Regions from separate parts of the Homo sapiens genome. Here region 2 is linked to region 1. Evidence: chromatin loops called from intact Hi-C (ENCODE). Cell type or tissue: heart left ventricle. All regions are shown on one strand. Region 1 holds the start of CACNA1G (calcium voltage-gated channel subunit alpha1 G). Region 2 overlaps CACNA1G (calcium voltage-gated channel subunit alpha1 G).

Region 1 (8,000 bases):
GGAGGGGGGTGGCTGGGACACCTCTAGGGGCACAGGGGCTCTGGGCATGGGCTGAGAAGGCAAGCAGGCCCTCCAGCGGCCCCATTCCCACCTAGGAGCCTGGAAATGTGAGACTAAGGAACGTTGAGGAGAAAATGGGCCTGGACCCAGGAGTCCTGGCCTTCTAGTAAATGAGGAGGTAGGGGGATAGGTCCTTGCCTCACCCATCCCACAGAGAGGCTCCTGGTGTCTATCGGATTCGGCAACCCCTAGGGTAACATGGGATGTAGGGGCTCCGCCCTGCTCCAAAGCTCAAAGGGGGATTCCCCCAGCAGAACCCCCCGCCCCACCCCACAAGCCTATTTCCCTGTGGTTCCCCCCTCACCACGCTTCAGTGCGTGGGTGTAGGGGGAGAGAGGCTTCCAGCTGAATTGAAAACTGAAGCTCACAGAAAGGCAGCCGGCTCCACCCAGAGACAGAGACATGAGACACAGAGACACAAGAGAGACGGCCCGCTGGAATCTTTGGAAGGGGAAATAGGCCAGAAATCTGATTCAAACGTCTGTGACTCTGTGTGTGTGTGTGCGCGTGTGTGTGTGCGCGCGCGTGCGCATGTCTGCGTGTGAGCAGTTGTGTCTGTCGCCATCCTGGCTGAGGCAGGCAGGGCGGGGTGAGTGCTGGGCGGGAGCAGGCGAGGGTGGGGGGGGCTGTGTGGTGGGGGTAATCCCAGGAATGGCTCCAACTGGCACTACGGGTGATGGGGAGTCCCCCAGCAGAGCGGTGGAGCAGAGCGGGTGGGAAGGAATGTGTGTGTGACCCAGAAGGAAAGTGGGCCTGGGGCAGAAAGCATGCCAAGGGGTGATCTGGCCCCCCCTCAATCCCATTCAATTCTCCAGCCCCAGCCCTTCTCCCCAGAATCTCCTCTGGTGAGCTTAGGGTTTGGAAATTAAATTGGAGGAGGGAATTGATGAAGAGACAGGAAGAACACTCCCCCCACCATTTCCTCTGAGGACAGAAATGGAGAATTCTCCCTAGGTAAGAGAAATAGGCAGACTTGGGGCATTGGGACAGTGTGGCAAGGAAGGCTCCAGAAACTCCTGTGCCCCCACCCCTCTAGAGGGACACACTCAGACACACAGAGTGACGCACAGTCACTCACTCACACTCACTTCTGGAAGCCATTAGGGCTCCTGCCGTTCAGGCCTCCCCCCCCTCTCCTCCCCCGACTCCTGGCAGGCTCCCCTCTCCCCCTCTGGCCCCCCTCCCACTCCCCCTCTCTCGGCATCCCAAATGCCAGCCTGTGATTTCCAAATGAGAAAAAGCTGTGCTGGGCTCTGAGCTTGGAGAAACTCCTACACAAACTTCCAGATGTGACACAACAGCCAGAGAGGGAATGCGGAGGAACTCCTCCCCGAGAGGGGAGCGCGCTCCCTCACACTTGCAGGAACACATACTGGAAAGGCCAGCATGCTCCCCTCTGATCTGAGGCAGGGGTGACTGTCTGCCAGTACCCCTGCTCTCCACACCAAAGCTTGCACTTCTGAGCCTTTTGCTGTCCTCCCTTGCAACACACACACACACACACACACACACACACACACACACTTCCTACCTGGGTCTAGATCTCCTCTCTAGGAAACCTGGTCCCTTAAAAAGGAGAGGCCAAGAAGCAGAATGTACCAAGAAAAGCCTAACTAGCTTCAGTTAGTTGGGGGTGGAGGGGAGTGTCCTTATGTCCCTCCGGCTCAGAGGCGTACAGGGACCCTCCTGAAGCCTGTGGGGAGTCACAGATACCACAAAGAGAAAGAGGGAGGCCCTGGAGGCAGTTCAGAGCCCCTCTGGCAGCAAAAATACAGGTGTCTCTTGGTACTTGGGTAGGATGGCAGTGGTGAGGGGCACAGCTTAGGCAGTCCCCTGCCAAAAAATTGTTCTCAACCCATCCTCAGCCAACCCAGGCTTCTCCAGACCTAGTAATGCTGATGCCACACACCCAACTACCACTCCCCTGGGGGAAGCTGCTCCCCAACTCCCAAGGTGAGTGCTGTCCTCCCACCTCTCCTCCCCCATGCCAGGCCTCAACACTTGCCCCCGTCCAGACCACTCAGTGAAGGAGTCTGCCTCCAGACCCTCCACTAGCACCTGGAGATAGGGCAGGCGAGAAGAGATGCTAGCCTAGAGGTCTGTTTTCAGGGAGAGGGGAGAGAAGAGCTCTCTCTACCTCCCCTGGGACCCTTGAGAAGGAGGACATAGAGGTTGATGCTTTTTCCCATTCGTGGAAGGGGTAAATGATTAGGGGCAGAGAGGAGAGTTGCTCGGAACCCATCCTTTCCAGCCATATCAGTTCTCCATCTCCATCCCTGCCTGGGAGAAAGGGGCCTGGGGCTGGGGGCTCAAACCTCAAGATTGTGCCTATTCAGCAAGAACACAGACCTCTGAGGCCTGCACCTCTCTTTCTGCAGCTCAGAGAGAAAGGAAGAAGGGGCAGTGGATGAGAAGAGGATGTGATGAGGGGAGCTTCCTAAAGACCCACAAGGTGTAGAGGATGGGGGTGGGGGGGCCACAAGCTCATCCCTGCTTTGCGCACTAGAGGCAGCAGAGCTGCAGAGAGTGAGGGCGGCACCAACCTTCCACCCCCCTTCCCCAAAGCAGAGTCCCTGCTAGGCTCACAGGGGCTACAAGGGAGACCTGGGGTCTCCCACCCTGGGTCTATAAGAACCTCTGAGCTGGAAGGAAGGAGCCCAGAGAAGCTGTCCAGACCTGAGATGGCAGCAACACCTCCCCTCCACCTTTCCTTCCCCCGGTGGCAGGACCCGCCAGGGAGCTTGGGGCCAGGCGTCTGTCAAGTGGCGCTTTGAGCTAGGGTCTGACTGGGCTGGGGTCTCCCCTACCACTCCAGCCTGGGCAGACAGGGAGCAGTGCTAAATCCATCTCCCTGGAATGTGGGGCTTGCATTCCCCAAACCTATCTGCGGAGTCTACGCTGGGGTGGTGGACCCGAGTCCTCCTTAGTGAACACACTGACAGTATTACTGTCCCCTCAAGACTTTCGCGGGCCTGCAGTCCCCCATACCTGGTCTGCAGGAGCACTCTTTATTTGTGAAAGGGGAGGAGTAACCTGGACCAGCTTAACCCCATCCCCCACTTGCTAAAAAAGCTCTTGACACAGTCTTTCCCTCCACAAGAAAAATCCAGCATAAAACTCCCCAACCCAATCTTAAGCACCCTGCATCGAATGGAGATCGGGTAGGAGGCACCCGCGGCACTGGGCTCTAGCGGAAAGGGGCTCCACTCCCAGCTCCGGGGGCAGACAGCTCCCCTCCACCACATCTTGTTCTCATTCTGCGCCCCTGACATCAGCCGCCGCCGGAATCTCCTTGTTGTGCCTCCAACCCGCGAGGTGGGGGGTGAGGTGGGCCAGGACCTGGTCCCCGCCCCCCAACATCTCCTTCTAGGTCAGTAAAAACCTCAGCCTCAAGGACCAGGTTGGGGGATCAGACCCTAGAATCCGCCGCAAACTTTGGGGCGGGGGAAGGAGGGAAACCCAGGAGATTGCGGTCCCCCCTCCTCCGTCCCCGCAGCTTCCTCCCCACCGCCCCCACCCACCCCCCACCAAACTCGGAAACCAAACCCAGCTCGCTAACCGGCGCGGGCAGAGTACAGCTCCCAGGCTCCCGAAGCTTCCCACATCTGGAGGATGACGACCCTCCCCTGACCACATCTGGAGGGCGTCCAGCTGCGAGCCAGCGGGGCACAGCTCTCTTCTCCTGGCCTGGATCCCCACCCCCCCAACCCAGGAAGACTGAGGTGTGTGTACGCAGGTGGGGTAAGCCCGGGTTACCGACGAGACCTGCTCGCGTCTCCGCTCCCACTCTGGTGCCCCCTCCCCTCCCTGGCAGCCCCCCCCCCATCCGCCTACCCTCCGGGCTCACTTCGACTCACCTGGCGGTGGGTCTTCTTCCCCCCCGACCCCCGGCGGTGCGGCCCGTCCCCCTTCTGACCCCGCGCCTGGCCGTCGTGCCCCGAAGGATATGGGTTACAGACCGTGCGGAGACACCAGCTCCGCGGGCGGCTGTCCTGGCTCAAGTAGAAGAAAACCACCGGGGCCAGCGCCGGGTACGGCAGCCCCTCCGCCTCGGAGTCCGCGCTGCCCGGGTCCTTTTCTGCTGACCCCGGCCCCGGCCGGCCCCCGGCCCCCGACAGGTCGTTGAGCCGCATGAAGCTCCGGGGCTGTCCCGACTCCTCGGCGCCCGCTCCATCCTCCTCCTCGTCCATCCTCTGGCCAGCCGGGGCCCCGGGCGATCCGGAGAGGGGCAAGCGGCGCCCCTCAGAGGAGGTGTCCTCACGCAACCCGGGGGCCCCGGCGGGGGCACATCTGGTGGGCTCTAGGGCGCAAGCTGAGCCCCCGGGAGGGCCAGTTCAGCCCAGCTCCCCCTGCCCGCAGGGGCATGCTGCCCGCGGGGCGCCGGGGCGCAGGGAAACCCCGCCCGGCGCGAGTCCCGCTTCCCCTGCGCCCCTGGGGCTTCCCGGGCCAGCCGGCCGGCTCCCCCTCACTTTGTTCCGGCTTCTTCGCTTCGCGCCCAGGCTCCGGTTGCCGGATTCGGCGCTACCTTCGGCGAAGCCGCCCCGAGAGGGCGAACGAAAAGGGGGGCAGCGGCGGAGGGCGGGGGTCCGGGGAGGGGCGCCCCCTCTTCCCGCGGCGCAGCTGGAGCCGGATCTAAGGGGTCAGCATCGTCCCGGCTCCGCGCCAGGCGGCGGGGGAGGGGAGGAGGGATCTCTTTAGGGGTGGGCTTGGAGGGGGTGGGGGCGGCTCCTTCCCCCGCCCCGCCGCGGGCTCACTGTCCGGGAGGGGCGGGGAGACAGTGGGGGGCAGTCCCGGGCGGGAGTGGAGGCGGAGATGCCGCCGCCGCAGCCGCCGCGGTGGCTGCCGCTGCCGTAGCTGTCGCCGGCGCCACAGCCTCCTCCTCCGGCCGAGACGCGGAGCGAGCGAGCGAAAGCGGCGGCGAGGAGCCCCGCGCACACCACAGCTGGATCCCTCACTTCAACTTCAAGCCTCGGCCCCGCCCCCAGACAGCCCCGCAGCCAATCGCCGGACGCCGCCGGCCCCGAGCCGCGCGCCCATTGGCCGTCCGCCGTGGCAGTGCGGGCGGGAGCGCAGGGAGAGAACCACAGCTGGAATCCGATTCCCACCCCAAAACCCAGGACCGCCCCTCTCCCCTCCCCTTGCCCCTGGGTCCGCTCCCGAAGGCTGGAGCCAATCAGACTGCTGCCCAGACCGAACCCACTTTCCTATTGGCCATTGGGGTCTTTGGGACTCCCTTGGAGGGAGCCCGAAGAATCAGAGTATTCGGCGCGGGGTCCTGGCGTAGGGCCGCAGGCCCCAGGCATCCTTTGTCCACGACCCCTGATTTGGGCAGCAGCCGGAGGACGGAGCTCAGCTCTGGGCGGGCCTGGGGAAGAAAGGAGACAGGCGGCACGGGGGTGAGGGTTGTCACCAGGGGGTCCCAGAGCGAAATCCCAGGTCTCCACCTGGTTAATCTCCCACCCTGGAGTTGAGCTTGGCTGCGGGACTGGGGGAGGGAAGGAGCGGAGCTGGATGTCCTGGGGGTGGGGCTTCAGGCTGGAGGGGCCCAGTCTTGGAGAAACGGGCGGAGCTCGAGAAAGGCTAGGGTAGGCATGGTCTGGGCGTGGCCTCCACAAATCTCTTGGGCTTATTGGTCATACTCCCGAGTCAATTCTGAGACTTCGACCCTGACCTCGTAACCCTAACCCGCTGGACCTGACCTCACATTGACGCTCCTGGGCTTCATCCCTTTGCCCCTAGGGACCTTTTGAAGGGCGTGGACTCCACGCAGGGGCTTCGTGCTTGAACACGTGGCCCCAGGCAGGTCGCGCTGGACCGCAGAGCCCGGATCCCCAGGAGGGGCTGCGGAGCAGAGCGAGGACCCCTAAGAAGGAACCTGTGGGGGTCTCGAGTGTGTGGGAGGGGGCGGAAGCACAGAGCTGGGCTTTATCGACTCGACCTTCAAAGTCCCCACCACCGCCACCCCCCAACTTCGTGCCTCAGTTTCTCTTAAGTCCCTATGTGGCTTAGGGAAAGAGTGTCCGCGGAACTGGAACTTCGCGGGTCTGCCGCCTTCACTCACTCACCTTAACCCTACCGGCAGCGGGCCCTCGTGGGTTTGTGCTTTCCACGCGTGCACACGCACGCGCAGACCCCGGCCCTTGCCCCGCCTACCTCCCCGAGTTCTGGGGCTCAGTCGGCTCTAGCTCTCTCCTGCCGCCGGCGCCACTCCAGAAAGCTGTGGGTACCCGGGAGCGGAGCGCCGCGGGTGTGCTGGGCGCCGGTGGAGGGGGGAACAGCGAGGATTAGACGCCGGGAAGCACTTCCCCAACATCTGCGAGAGGTAGACACGGCGGAACCTAGTGGGTCAGTCAGTTCCCTCTCCGGAGATTTTGGGGCGCTTGCGCCACTGCGGAGAGGCGGCGGGATGGGTCGGATGACCTCCATCACCACCCCTCACTTTGCTGAGGCCATCACCCCTGGGCGTTGTTCACTCTCCTAAGGCTGCACCACCCACGCAGCCCCCGCGCACCTCCCGCCACCGCAGAGGGTTGGGGTCGTCTCAGTTCCCGCCCCGGCCGATGGGGGGAGGGGATGGGGGAAGTGGCAGAGTGGCTGCTGCGCCGTCGTCTCCCTGGTTGCCCTTTCGCCGAATCCATGCACAGAGTTGTGTAAATGAGGCCGGGCGGGCTCATTTGCATTTCATGCTAATGAGCAGATCCCCTAAGTGCCTTTTTTTCCTGGCGGGAGTCTCTGCTCTCATTCTGAGTATGCGGCGCCTGAGTCTTGAACCCCGTGCCGTCTTCTGGGAAAGGGGGGCTATTTATGGTTGCTCCGCGCGTCTGACACCTTCTTCCCTCCCGAGAGGCCGCAGTCTGCCGGGTCGGCCTGCCCTTCCCGCCAGGATAGAGGCCCCGGGGCTGGCGCGAGAAGTAGGGACGCCCAACACCCCTTCTTTGCAGAGGGGAAAATGAGGACAGAGAGGCTGGCCCAGCCCAATGATCAGGTCCCCTGGTGGTCAGCAGGCCCCACACCCTCATCCATCATCCCGGCCACCCCTGGGCTCTGGACTGAACTCTGTTCTAGAACATGCCCGAAAGGAGGGCAGGCACAAACGCACCATCTAGATAAATTGAGATCCACATGCACTTCCCTGGGTTCAGGACCTAGGGGAGACCGGCCACGCAAGACAGGATCTGATCCCTGTACTCGGCATGTTGGGGCTGATGGCCAGTCGGAGATGCTTACCCTTAGCCTGAGTGCCAGAGAGGAGGCAGAGGCAGAACCTACAGGGAAGGCAAAGAAGACCTGAAACCATCTTTATTTAACTCCAGCCCTCCAAGCCTCAGCTCTGACATCACCTCCTCAGAGTGGCCTTCTTTCCAGCAAGTATTTCAATGCCACTTAAGTGCCAAGGTGCTTAGGATACAGCACCGAGCCAGACACAAGTCTGGAACTTCACAGCACTTAGCCCAGGCTGGGATTATATGTTTGTGTTTGCAGTAATGAAATGATCATCTCCCTATCTAGGCTCTGTGTTCCCAGAGGGGCTATGTTCATTTTGCTCACTAGGGCCTTGTCTAGTGTCGGGCACAAAGTTGTTAGGTGAATGAATGACCTCAGGCAGGGAAAGGGAAACAAAGGGACAAGAAATTCCTTTCTTTGGGCCTCAGTTTCTCAACAAAGACACTAAGCCTAACTAAGAGTTTTTCTGGGTTTGAGGAAGAACCCCCCCCATATATACCCTGCTCAGCCAGCCCCTCCAGCCCCCTCCAGCCCTGCCTTTACCCCTCCCTCACAGCCCATCTGGCTCCCTGCGGAGCTAAGATAATCTTCCCATCTGTGATACCCTTTGCTCAGGGATGATACAACCATTATCCCATTTAGTCACCTTAACAGCCCTGAGAGCTGGGTGGATGGCCCCCCACCTTTCAGATAAGGAAGGGGGGTGCTCAGAATGA
Region 2 (8,000 bases), 42 kb before region 1:
GCCTCCTCTTCCTCCTGGTGCTGCCGACACTTGTGGAAGTTCTCCACCACCACACCCACAAACATGTTCAGGACAAAGAAGGCCACAATGAGCAGGAACGAGATGAAGTACAGCAGCATCCAGGGGTTGTGGTTCATGATGGGCTGGCGGGGAGCAGGAAGGACAGGCGGAGGCATCAGCCCGAGGGCAAGCTGTCTTAGGAGCTGCCCACAGCCTGGGTTCCTGCGAACCCAAATAGCTACAGCCGCCTGACAGGCGATGGAAATGAATGGTGTGGGTTTGATGTGAAGCAGTAGGGAGGGGCGGGGACTGTGGTAAAGGGGAGAGTAGATTCTCCATCCAAAACTGCCTCTTTGTTCTGGCTGACTCCTGCCTTGAGGGAATGCAAGCCCAGTCTTCCCAGATCTTCAGACTTTTCCTGAGTAGACACAAATCTGAATTTCTGTGTAAAACTCACCATTATTTTTTCTTTTTTTAGAGACAGGGTCTTGTTCTATTGCTTAGGCTGGAGTGCAGTGGTGCGATCACAGCTTATTGCAGCCTCAAACTCCTGGGCTCAAGAGATCCTCCCACCTCAGCTGGGACTCCAGATGATACCACCACACCCGGCTAATTGTTTTTATTTTTTGTAGAGCTGGGGGTCTTGCTATGATGCCCAGGCTGGTCTCCAACTCCTGGCCTCAAGTGATCCTCTTGCCTAGGCCTCCCAATGCACTGGCATTACAGGTGTGAGCCACTGCACACAGCCCAAATTCACCAGTTTAAAAATATTCATCACTAATTCAAAACATGTTAAACATGTTGTAGACCAATAAAACATGCCCAGATTTGGCCCACAGGCTACCAGCAACAGCCTCTGCTGTAAAATATGATGCTTCTTTCATGGCATTTTGCCACCCTGCCTTGCTCTTTCTGTCCTGGAATCAGCCCATGCTGAGTGACCTGAGCCCACAGATGGATCCTGCCCACCTCAGCCCTACCTGCTGGTCCACGCCCACAGCATCCAGCCCATCGTACATGATGTCCACCCAACCATCCTTGGAGGCCAAAACGAACAGGGACATCAGGGCCTGATGGGGAGGAGGAGAAGGAGACATTTGAAGTCTAGGATGTGTGGCTGAATCACCTATCACCTGCCCCCAAAGTGCCTCCTGCATCAGCTCCAAGTACCCCAGCCCTTGAGGGGTCAAGCTGGAGTCACACTCCAGGCTCCAGGAGAGCCCTCCCTCTCAGGGTTCCATAACTGAGCTGCAGCTGGAGGGGCCCTGAGAGATGGTCACACCCTCTGCCCTCCGCCAGGTAGGAGAAGGGACACAAAAACCCTGGAAATCCAGAAACCAAAACCAGAGTGGGTCTGGGAATCAAAACTGAGCGAGCAATTTCATTTTCTGCATTTCTGTTTCTGCAAATATGGAGTGAGGAAAGGAATTATCTTGACAATATATCCGTCCCTTCCACCATGTTAAAGAAATATACACATCATCTCATTGCATCCTTATTGTGACCTCCGAGGAGATTCTATTATGACTCCATTCACCAGTTAATGAAACTGAGGCCCTGGTAAGTCAGCTGCTCCAGGTCATTGAGCTGACAATGGTGGGGTCAGGATTTGCACAGGATTCACATCCAGGGCTGCCTGCCCCCACTGCCACGTGTGCTTCCTGCTCCACCATGTAGCTCTGTGGCCCTGGGCAAGCCCCTTACCCTCTCTGAGCCTCTGTTTCTTCATCTTTAAGGACGGCTAGAGACCCCATGGGCCCACTTTTTGGGGCACTGTGGGATGGACTGGGCTTTGCGACATGCTGGTGGTTAGACAGCAGAGGGTGTGAAGGGCTGATCTCTTCGTGGAGCCCACCTCCACCGGAGTCAGCAGGTATCACTAAGCATGGCCCTGTGCCCCCTCCAGCCTCCTTCACCACAGCCCCACCTCTGAGCCTGGGGCTCACCTGGCCAAGGTTGTCAAAGTTGTACTTGTGCCGGACCCACCGGTAACTGGCCTCGGCACAGTCCGATTTATTGGTGATGTTCCTGGTATCCTCGCCCTGGCACACGAAAAACTTCCCTTTGAAGAGCTGGACACACATTCCCAGAGACAGAGAAAAGTGAGCTGTGACCACAGGAAGCCCAGGACTCCTGAGCCCCACCCCCACGCCAGCCTGGGCACATTTTGAGTGAGTGTGGGGTGCTCTGCTCTGGGGCCAGTCAAGTCAGGGAAACACTGACAAGAGTCTCCCCTGCCGACACCCCCTTCCTTTCCAAGAGTGGGGAGGAAAGGTAATCGGGGCGGGCAGTGGGAAAGGGTGGAGGCGGGTAACAGTCATTCATCTTCCACCAACGGTTAGGCCAGGCGTGTGCCAAGTGGGAGTCCCCAGCATCATCTGGGAACATGCTAGAAACACATCTTCTCAGGTCCAGCCCAGATCTGCTGAATCATACACTCTGAGGTGGGGGAGCAGCGATCTTTTAACAAGCCGTTCTGGTGATTCTGACGCAAACTCAAGTTTGAGAACCACTGAGCTGGGCATTTAATTCTCACAGCAGCTCTGGGTGGGGGAGTGGGTATCATCAACCCCACTTTACAGATAAGAACAACGGAGGCTCAGAGAAGTTAATCCACTCACTAAGGTCCCATAGCCAGCAGGTAGCAGAAAGGGAGCTCGAACCCAGGTCTGTCTGATTGGAAAGCTCACCCTCATTCCATTATAAACCAGGCTATGACCACTAGTGAAAAACGGAAGGCAGGACCAGGGGGCCTGAGCAAACTGCTCAAAACAGACCTAAATCCACCGGAAGGACTGGGCTCAACAATGCTTCACTCTACTGACCCAAGGAGGCTGGGAAGTGAGGAAGGGGAAGGGCACTGGGTGGGAGTGGGGAGGGTGTACAGAGAGGCACCACACAGCTTTGGTAAATGCACCCCAGCCTGTTCCCTAGGGCTAGAGAATTTCTAGGAAGTCAGGGAACAGCCCCCAACCCAGGGCAGAGTGGACATCCCAGGAAGCCAAGGGAACGAGGGGCGGGGAGGGGAGGGTGTAGCCACCCAGGGGCTCCCACGCTGCCTGAACAGCCAGCTGTCTACCCTGCAGCTGAAACAGCTGGAGCCAAGGGCCCTGGAAGACTATGATGGAGGGGCTCCCCGGCCCCCTGAGGCGTCTGCTGAATCCTGCAGGCAGCTCTGGCTCTTTCTCTTCCAAAGCCAAGTCTCCTCCCTGGGCCCAAGGCCAAGTTTCCCCAGCAGCCCCCACTTCCTGCCTCGTCTGGGGTCTGCACCCGCCTGCCTGCCAGCACGCTGCTAACCTGGCCCAGCTGTCTGGGCCCTGGATCCCCAGACCTGGCCTGCAGCCCACTGTGCTCGAGCCGGGAAGGAAGGGAGGGGATCCCGGAGTAGACCGCGGGCCAGCGTCTGTGCTCAGGGAGTGCGTGCAGAGGGCAGGAACAGCAGCCTGCGGCTCCCATGGCCTGAAGCCTCTCGGCAGCCCCGGTCCTCCTTGGGGCCTTCCTCTAGGCTCCCACTTTTCTTTGAAATGCCCAGGAGGTAAAAGGGCCTAGAGCCTGGAGGGAAGCGTCCCTGCTTATTCCTTTCTGGAATGAAGGCAGCAACAGCAGCTTGAGCCATAGGACCCAGGGGCCAAGGGGAAGGGCCCTCTTCAGGCTTTCACCCACAGCTGGCCCCCAGAACCCCACACACCTGCACCCCCAAGATGCCGAAAATGATGAAGAAGGCACAGCAGATGACTACAATGTTGCCGATGGGTTTCAGTGAGGACATCAGCGTCTCCACCACCAGCTTCAGCCCCTGCGCCCGGCTGATCACCCTGGGGAGGGGAGGGAGGGAGGTGATAAGGCTTCCCCCAGCCCAGACCCTCCCTTGTCCCTTGACCCTGCTCCCCACCCCCAACCTTGACCACTGGTCCCTTCCTGGCCTCTGGTGGCAGAACACAAGTCCTCTTTTCATGGGACCCCTGCCATCAGGACCCCTATTGTAATCTCTCAAAACAAGTGGCAGAGATCCCCATGCCCCACATCTCCACCTCCATCCCAGGATGTCAAATGTACGACCTGTTTGGGTTGGGAGTGGGGAGGATTCAACTCAAGTGAGGCGTTCCCTAGAGATGCAGTGTATTGTGGGTTGGGGGCACCAGGAGATAAACTTGTAGGGGAGCAGGCAGAGAGGGGAAGGGGCAGAGGGAGATGGACTATCACAGTCAGGGAAGCATCGCCATTAGTCCACATCATCCCTATTAAAAAAAAAAAATCTGAGTTGGGGGTGGTGACTGGCTGATTGGAAAGGGATTCCTGAGAGGGTGGATCCCTGGTCAGGAGAAATGTCACCGGGGGGTGGTCACTGGCAGGCGCCTGAAGATGGGGAAAGCCAGCAAGAGGAGCCTGTCACCTCACGGGGAGGGGCTGAGTGTCACCCCTAGAGGCCACACAAGGGAGAGCCGCAGCTGAAGACTGTGAGAGTCCTGCTCGTGGCCCCTTGTGCTGTGTGCTGCACAGGGCTGCAGTCACCTTACATCACATGGTGCAGCGGCCCTGAGGAATATGTCATGTTGAAGAGGAGGAAAGCAGGTGTGCACCTGGAGGGAAATTACTGCGGCCGTAATCTGAGTGTTGTCTGGGGCGGGGACAGGATCGCCTGTGGGGGTCACAGACAGGATGCTGGCCTGTGCAGGCTTTTGTTTCGTGGCAGGGAGTGCTGGCGGTGGGAGATGTCCCTGCGGAGGGGGCCACCTCTTGGAGGTGTTCCAGTGCTGGGGAGGGAGTCACCTGAGCGGGCGCAGGGTCCGCAGCAGCCGCAGCACCCTCAGCATGCCCAGGATCTTGGTGCCGCTGTCAGAGACCATGGACACCAGAATGTCGATGACGGAGATGAGCACCAACAGCCCGTCCAGCACGTTCCAACTGCTCCGCAGGTACGCCTGCTCCCCGAAGCACCAGCCCAGTGCCACCACCTGGGGACCACCGCCACGTCATCGGCCGCCCTCCCTGCGCTGCAGCCAACCCTCCCACCCTCAGCCCAAGCTGTCTCCACCCCCACCAGGAACCAGAGGTCCCAAGCCAACACCAGCCCCCATCACCTTCACTGTCATTTCAGCCAGAAAGACTGCGGTGAAGATGTAATTGGAGAGGGTCAGGAAGATGCGTTCCTGCAAGAGAGGGGAGGCAGGGGTTGCCCGCCAGGAAGCCCCCACCCTTGGGCCAGGTCTGCTCTGCATACACAAGTCAAAACCTGCTTCTAACATTTGACTCAGAAAACGACCCCCACCCTCCACAACAATGTAGATCACGCCCCTCTCATACACGCACAGAGCCAGTGCCAGGCCCCCTGACTCCCCTGCAGCTCTGTGGACAGTCACACCCCTGTCTGTGACCAGAGCTCCCCGCCCCCACAGCCACTTAGCCCAAGGGGGAGAGGATCTGCACTGCAGTGCTGTGATCTGCGTCCCACGTCCTAAGCCCTATTCCCTGGTTCCTTTTAAAAACTGGGGCAGGATCTCACTTGATCTCTGACCCTTGCCTGCCATCCCACCCTCTTCACTTGCTTTCCTGCTGTGCACCCCAGAAATGGAGCAGCAGTGGAAGCTGGGGTCCTGACACAGACTCTGCACCCCCAGGCACAGGCTGGGGCAGGGCAGGGAGGAAGGCCATCTAGTTCCCTGGCATCTGTGGACTGAGTCCCTCCCTGGGTGGCCAGGAGGCAGGCGCAGATCTCTAGAGAGGTGGCGGGCAGGGTGTGAGCACAGAGAGGAGGGAAGGAGAGGAGCAGGTACAGTGACAGAGCTGGAGATGGAGAAGCTGAGTGGGAAGATGGTGAGAGAGACGTGGAGACAGTGACATGGTGACAGAGAGCTCTACAGCAGGGCCTCAGGCGGGAGGCAGCCAAGGCTGGAGTGCAGCCAGCGCCCCTGCCTTACCCTGTGACTCCGGGTGTGAGGTCCCCAGTGCGGGTGCTCTCTCACCCGCCTAGTCTTGGGCTGCTCCCGCCATTCCTCAGGCTCCCTCCACCCCGACCCTAATAGAAAACAGAAGCCCCAGCAGCGCTGAAATCTAAACAATGGTGTGGGAGATGGCAAAGAGGGATGAGAGGCAAACCCTGGCCACCTCTAAGCAAGTGGTGCAGGATGCCGTGAGCGGAAACACAACCACCCCCCACCCATCCTTCTGGAACCAGAATTGCTGCCGACAGCGAAGGGCTATAATGCCAGGCTAGGAAGAGACAGCTCCCAGGGTGAGCTGGGCCCACCCTGAAGGGGTTCGACCCTGGGGCGGTATGTCCAGGGCCTCTGGCTCTCCTTCTGAGAAGGACTGACAGGTTCGCAGCCAAGCAGAAGTGACCCATGTCCCCACTATGGCCCCTGAAAATCTACTTGGTTTTGACCTGGAAGGATGACCAGGAGCAAAGAACGGCTTCCATGGCCACTCTGCATGCCCCCGAGGCCCTGAGGCAGACTGGGCAAGATGCCTCCCCATCTGCACACAGCCCCTGCACCGCCCCAGCACTCCCCGACTCACGCGTGTGCCCCACAAGGCTCTGGCTCATGAGAAATAGCCTGGAATGAGACAAAGCACCCAGCTGGGCTGATGTATCATAGAAGGGAAACTGAGGCAGGAGAGGACACAGGGGGCATCCCGGGGACCAGGATCTGGTGAGAGACCTAAAGGAGAGTCCTGGCCCCCTCGTTCCCTGCTGTGTGACTTGCAGGTCAGCAACTGTGGCCTCCTTGCCTCCCTCACTGGTCCTGAGTGCAAACCCCAGGAGAGGCCTTGCCCTGAGCGGGGCTGGTGACTCACAGCGCTGTGGGGGTCAATTTTGGGGCGCTCCATGGCGATGGTGATGCAGTTAAGGAAGATGATGACAAGGACCACGTGGTCGAACATCTTGTGGGTGATGATCCGGTGACACAGGAGGCGGAACCTGCCCAGGCATGGAGGCAACGGCTGAGAGGGGGAGGCAGGGCAGGTGGCAACGAGAGGCACCGCCCGCAGCCCCTGCCCCTCCAGTGCCCTCCCAGCTGAGGCCACCCTGCTCACACCCCAGGCAGGGTGCCACTTCTCAAATCCCTGACAGCATCACCAGCGGTAATTTCCCGTGAGAAGAAGAGGTCGGGACACAGGTCAGACCCCTGCCCTGTCACTTACCTGGACTGAGGAGGGAAGATGTAGGCTGACCAGGAGTCTCGCTCGAGGCAGCAGGCAGGGAGTCGGGCTCGGATCCACGCGCGGACCCGTTCCCCTTTGCTCTGCAGAACAAACACTGGAGTATGAGCAGGACCAGGCCTCCAGGTTCCCCGGCTCCTGGCTCCTCAGCAGAGTCACGAGCCTCACTCCTTGTCTACCCTCTCCCACCTGGGGCCCAAGCTCTGCCCTGCCTCTCTTCCTTTATTCCTAAAGCCACCTCCTCATCTCCCTGTCAACCTTGCCAGGCCCCCTCCCCATCCCTGAGGACCCCTTGCCTCTCCACCTCCTCCCTCTCCTCCCCTGCATCCCCAACCCCGCTCTCCCCTCTCCCCACCCCTGCCTCCAGCCCAGCCCCCTGCCTGTCCTCCCTGCTGAGCTGGGAAGCAGCATCAGTTATCAAACACTGGCCCCACACAGCTGTCTGTTCAGAGACACACCTCAGCTGAGGAGACACTGGCCCTGCTCTTCACATGCTAACCCTGAGGTCACTGCACCCCATCCCCAGGGGGAATGGTGGTGATGAGGGGCTGGGGCAGGGGCACATGGGTATGGATAGAGTGGGAAGTCATGGCTTGTGATGAGGTTGAGACGAGAAAGGGGGATGCGGGGCATCAGTTTGGAGAGATGAGTGATGGGTCTTTCTGAGTCACAGGGGGAGGGCCATGAAAGATTCATACACATCTGTCCAAAATCATTCATATCCACCAAGGGTGGCAGAGCCGCAGCCCCAGGCATAGGCATGACAAGGATCTGGGGCTTGGCAAGGCGGGCAGAGGGAGAAAAGGGATTGTTTGGAGCTCGGTTTCTAGGTGCCCCTT

The links. Hi-C counts contacts between places; a loop is a spot of excess contacts. Peaks named below come from ENCODE experiments on the same cell type or tissue, not always from the same donor. Only the 100,000 strongest peaks of a DNase experiment are listed, where the experiment ranks them.
Region 2: a loop joins it to region 1, with 3 times the contacts of the local background. A loop is called at or near these places in 30 of 110 quality-filtered maps.

Annotation. Positions count from the first base shown.
Region 1 is chr17:50,557,710-50,565,709 of GRCh38, reverse strand. CACNA1G (calcium voltage-gated channel subunit alpha1 G) reads right to left here and starts at 4,995. Exons shown (of 38, transcript NM_018896.5): 1 at 4,009-4,995. The coding sequence starts at 4,250. CACNA1G-AS1 (CACNA1G antisense RNA 1) reads left to right here and starts at 3,602. Exons shown (of 2, transcript NR_038439.1): 1 at 3,602-3,782. RefSeq lists enhancers at 3,447-4,036, 5,396-5,445 and a silencer at 4,796-5,175. In heart left ventricle, a CTCF peak has its summit at 4,713; DNase peaks (open chromatin) are centred at 609, 3,966, 5,049 and 5,610; H3K4me3 peaks cover 3,125 bases; H3K27me3 peaks cover 6,275 bases.
Region 2 is chr17:50,599,970-50,607,969 of GRCh38, reverse strand. It overlaps CACNA1G (calcium voltage-gated channel subunit alpha1 G), which reads right to left. Exons shown (of 38, transcript NM_018896.5): 18 at 7,144-7,244; 19 at 6,796-6,919; 20 at 5,082-5,150; 21 at 4,771-4,955; 22 at 3,689-3,815; 23 at 1,947-2,072; 24 at 981-1,070; 25 at 1-143. Among named protein-coding and RNA genes, the nearest start is that of ABCC3, 31 kb to the left of the region's middle. In heart left ventricle, no CTCF peak of the experiment used is centred here; a DNase peak (open chromatin) is centred at 3,339; H3K27me3 peaks cover 247 bases.